Regions from separate parts of the Homo sapiens genome. Here region 2 is linked to region 1. Evidence: chromatin loops called from intact Hi-C (ENCODE). Cell type or tissue: gastrocnemius medialis. All regions are shown on one strand. Region 1 has its middle 64 kb from the start of ULK4. Region 2 overlaps TRAK1 (trafficking kinesin protein 1).

Evidence for each region. Hi-C counts contacts between places; a loop is a spot of excess contacts. Peaks named below come from ENCODE experiments on the same cell type or tissue, not always from the same donor. Only the 100,000 strongest peaks of a DNase experiment are listed, where the experiment ranks them.
Region 2: it touches region 1 in a loop (2.7-fold over the local background); 11 of 110 quality-filtered maps call a loop at or near these places.

Annotation. Positions count from the first base shown.
Region 1 is chr3:42,024,469-42,026,968 of GRCh38, forward strand. It overlaps a transcript of TRAK1 not described here. Among named protein-coding and RNA genes, the nearest start is that of ULK4, 64 kb to the left of the region's middle. RefSeq lists an enhancer at 1-788. In gastrocnemius medialis, no CTCF peak of the experiment used is centred here; a DNase peak (open chromatin) is centred at 1,323; H3K27ac peaks cover 2,500 bases.
Region 2 is chr3:42,178,029-42,180,528 of GRCh38, forward strand. All of the region lies in intron 3 of TRAK1 (trafficking kinesin protein 1), which reads left to right. Among named protein-coding and RNA genes, the nearest start is that of CCK, 87 kb to the right of the region's middle. In gastrocnemius medialis, no CTCF peak of the experiment used is centred here; a DNase peak (open chromatin) is centred at 1,533; H3K27ac peaks cover 2,500 bases.

The DNA.
Region 1 (2,500 bases):
CTTTGAAGTTTTATAATTTTGCAGTGTTTAACTTATGGCAGCAATAGCATTGGTATTTTAAATCAAAACAGAACACTGTCAAGGGTTACATAACTTATTCATGATATTAACAAGATATAAAGCACCATGTTTTTGTGTGTAACTGTTTAACAGTAGATGAAGTTAATGATTGCCCACTTTCAGCTAATCATATGATTGCTATTGAAATAAGTACTTGCTAGACAGGGATAGAATCTAGTAATTTGTTAGCTTCAGTACTTCATGCTTGCATACACACCCATGCTATTGTGTTACCAAGCCTGAGTTTTGAAATGTGGCGTTCTTTGTCTTTTTCTGGTGAATAAACCCCATACGTCTTACCATAGCCATTTGACTCTTCCTGGCTGTCAGGATGTGTTGCCCTGGACTGAGAGTGAGAGATCCCAGATTTTTCAGCTTCTCTTCCAATTGCTAGGGATACCACATCAGTGCCAACGTGAGTCTCCTCTTGTCACTTTCTGCTAGGCTTCCCCTTAGAAGCTGAAATTCTTTCCCTTCCTGATGCTAAGTTGCAGTTTCTTAAAATGCTAGAGAGCTTTTAAAAGCATACCGTGATGGGAATTAGTTTCAAAAGATTATACCAGAGGGGGTTAAAACTTGCCAACCTTGTAAAAACCTAACTTCTTTGTTTACGTCCTCCCTGCCCCGCTTTCTGCTGTGCTTGGTTTCCTCCTAGCAATATGCCTTGGTCAGGGGGAGAGTCTTCCTGTCAGACATAACTTCCCAGACCAGCACTCCTGGAGGGGCCTGTACCTCAGACCCTGGCAACGAGGCACGCTGGGGCACGCTGGCCTTTCGTTGTGGTGTAGAAAATTTTTCATTTGGAATTCCATTTTAAAAATAAGTATAGGGTTATTTATATCTTCTTACATTAATTTTGATAAGTTGTGTATTTTAAGGGCTTTATCCACTTTATCTAAGCTACTGAATTAATTGGCACAATTATTACTCTTTCAATGTCCATAAGACCTGTAGTGATGTCCCCATATTTTATTTCTGGTATTTGCCTTTCATGTTAAGAATGTGTCTGTTCAAAGGGAGAGGGGAAGGAGAAAAGAAGAATGTGTCTGTTCAAAGGACTGCTGGATCAGGGTAACTTAGCTCAAGAAAATGAGAAGGGGTGGTTTCTGGAAGGGGAGAATGAAAGCCGTGGAGGAAATAAAGCATGAATGTGGGGGAGGGCGGGGGCGGGGACTGCTTCTCTTGCTGGCTGCCTTCTCTCTCTGGAGAATCTGCTGGAGAAGGAGCAGTCACGTGGGTGGTGAGCTCATTAGGCTGGGGACACCAGCTGTGCTATTATTAGGGCTTTTAAAGTCCGTGGCAGATGTTCTTAGGCGGTGTTCCAGCCTTGTTCACTTCCCACATATGGCATGATACTGTACACAGAAAAAAGAGGGACTCTTTAACAAATAGCTTTTCCATGAAATGCATCACTATTTTTTTCCCATGAACTTTTTTCTTTTCTTTCTTCCTCTGTCTCTGTTTCTTTGTTTCTCTCTCTGCTGTTTGTTCTTTCTTCTTTCTCCGTTTATCTTTCTCCCTCTGTCTCTTTCTTGCTTTCCTCTATTTTTCTGTATTCTCATTCTCCCTGTCTCTCCCTCCATCCCTCCTTTCTATACTTCCTTCTTTTGTCCTTTGAGGCCCTTTTTATTTAATCCTTTGTGAAACTAGAAGAGGACTCAGAGGCACATGAAGAAAGTTTGTCTATTTTAGATTAAAAGTGAGCCTTAGCATTTCATAGAAAGTATAAGAAATGTGGGTAAGTCTCAGGGTGATCATATACTAGAGAATTTTTTTGACAAGAGCCTGTTTTGAATTGCGTGGTTAGCTTGCTGCCTCTTCACTCCTCTGGCACAGTGGTAGTTTTTGTACAGGATCGCTTTTACCTCAATGGACTGATAAGCTAGCCAGGGCACCGATTATTTTTACATACCAATTTGTGTGTTGTTTGTTTGGCTAATCACCTCTTCTGCAGCTGTTATCCTGGATCTCAGTGATCAAAGAGATCAGTGATCTCTTTTTTTTTTTTTTTTTTGAGACAGAGTCTCACTCTGTTGCCCAGGCTAGAGTGCAGTGGCATGATCTCAGCTCACTGCAACCTCTGCCTCCCAGGTTCAAGTGATTCTCCTGCCTCAGCCTCCCGAGTAGCTGAGACTACAGGCACGTGCCACCACGCCTGGCTAATTTTTGTATTTTTAGTAGAGATGGAATTTCACCATGTTGGCCAGGCTGGTCTTGAACTCCCGACCTCAGGTGATCTGCCTGCCTCGGCCTCCCAAAGTGCTGGGATTACAGGCGTGAGCCACTGCGCCTGGCCAGTGATCAACTTTTGTCAGTAAGCTTCCATGTGTAGACCCTCCTTCTCCCCTCATATTTATAGTAACCCATGTCTTAGCTTGGAGTTATAGGGTATAATCAATATCAAATTTACTTAAATAACTGCTCTGGTAGACTGACTTTC
Region 2 (2,500 bases), 150 kb after region 1:
GACTTTTGAAAATGGTTAATCACTGACCCCTTTCTGCTGCATCTGTTTCCCCCAACAGTGCTCTCCAGATCTTACAAAGTGCTTCCGGCACCCGCTCATCACCCCGTTCGGGTCATTGAGTCTTCTGAGAGGGGTCCTAATCTGTACCTTTATTTTTATTCCAAGGCGGCCACCACTCAAGCTCTTGGGGCCTCAGCAGTGAGATTGTAGCTTCTCTCTGCTTTACTCTTCCTTGCAGCTGCCACCGTCCATGCCCTCTGTGACCCGCTCACCCTTTCTGTAAAGCTCCTCGCTGTGTAGTCAAGGCCACCCATTGCTCAAGGTCCTGAACCCTCCTCTTCACTGTCCTGAACCTTCACTGTCACTGGGGACATGGCTCCTGCTCTCCCGCCCTTGGCCTTCTATGGCATTTAACTGCGTTGGTTCTTTCCTGCTTCTCAGTCTTGTGCTGCAGGGCCTGCCGGGGACCTTTGAAGATGGCCCCAACTCCATCCCCAGGTAGTCTGTGCCCTTGCTGAGCCCCAGGCATAGGAGTCACCCCATAGTCCTGTTTGTTTTGTTCATCCAGCTGGATGAACAATTTATTTTTTATTTTTTGTGGAGGCGGGATCTCCTTATATTGCCCAGGCTGATATTAAACTCTGAGGCTCAAACAGTCCTCCTGGCCTGGTGCAGTGTCTTATGCCTATAAATCCCAGCACTTTGGGAGGCCAAGACAGGTAGATCACTTGAGCACAGGAGTTTGAGACCAGCCTTGCCAACATGGCCAAACCATGTGTCTACAAAAAATACAAAAATTAGCCAGGTATGGTGGCCTGTGCCTGTAATCCCAGCTACTCGGGAGGCTGAGGTAGGAGGATCGCTTGAGCTCTGGAGGTGGAGATTGCCGTGCACCGAGATCATGTCACTGCACTCCACCTGGGCACCAGAGCGAGACTCTGTCTCAAAAAATAAAACAAAACAAAACAAAATTAGAAGCAAACTACAGCCACTGTTTATTTGAATCTCTCACATTTTTAAATTAAAAAATTCTCTCACCTTGACCTCCCAAAGTGCTGGGATTATAGGCATGAACCACCGTACCCAGCCTGTTTTATTTTTAAAGGGTCTTCATGGCAACAGCGTCTGTTTATGTCTTTGTGTTCCATGTCTAATGCCATTCTGTTCCTGTCCTGATAAGATTCATGCCTGAGTTACTGCCTTTCCTTGGAACTAGGAGGGTGTCCTGGTTAAAGTCTAACTGTCCCAGTCATGTGGCTGTTGCACTGTGCGGTGGTTTTCCTGGGCTTTGGCTCTGTTTCTTCTGTTCTCTTGCTATGATTTCCATGCCTGCCACAGGCAGGCAAATGGGGGATTCGCACAGGATCCCAAAGCACAGCCTTCCACCAGCGTGGAGAGTTCGCTTCTGGTTTTAAGGGGAAGAGGATGCTGTGGCTCACCTGGGCTTGCTGCTGTCTGGAATGCACCTTTGGGCAGAGCTTGCCTCCTCCTCGGTTACAGAGAGGGTGATTCCACTGGCCCCTTAGTCATGCTTTTTATCCTGAAATTGGTGAATGAGATGAGTCAGTTGCTAAGTGTAGGCGGCAGGCTGTTTGGAATCTCTAGTGGGTGTGTCAGTCAGTGCAAGAGTTCATTGGTAAAAAGGGGCTGAGACTCAAGTTACAGTCTTTTTTAAGTCTATGCTTTTAAAGCATAGTGAGGAGAGGGAGCAGGCAGTTAGAATGAGCTCTACCTTGCCTCATTTCTTGGGGGAATAAAGGAACTAGTTCTTTTAATACCTTATTTCCAAGGGCCTAAATTACTTGTTTGTGGTCTCTTTTTCTCATTGTAGTTTAATCCAGTGGCCATCTTCTAGCTGTTTTCTTGTTTTTATCCTTTTTTTTTGGTAGGGATGGTGTCTCACTATGTTGCCCAGGCTGGTCTTAAACTCCTGGCCTTCTCAAACTCCTGATTCTCCCACCTTGGGCTCCCAAAGTGTTGGGATTACAGACATAAGCTGCCACGCCCAACCTGTTTTCTTGTTTTTAGAAGTAAACATTAATCATATTTTGGCTAGAGAAATGGGAGGTTTTTTTCATTCTTATAATTCTCAAAGAAAAACCCAACCAGCTTGTTGCCTCAGTAAAATTAAAGAGAAAAAACTAGAGACACTACAATAACGTTTCTGTTTAAATTTTCATTTTATCTATAAATATTTTTAATGTAACTTTTTATTTTCAATTTTTTAAGTACATAGTAGGTATATATATTTATGGGGTACATGAGATACTTTGATAAAGGCATATGCTGCATAATAATCACATCAGGGTAAATAGGGTATCAGGCTGAGCAACGTGGCTCACACCTGTAATCCAGACACTTTGGGAGGCTGAGGTGGGAGGATTGCTTGAGGCCAGAAGTTTGAGACCAGCCTGGGTAGCATAGTGAGACCCTGTCTCTACAAAAAGTTAGACGCTGTAACTGAAGAAGAGGAAAACTTTGCCCAAACCTGCATTCCAAA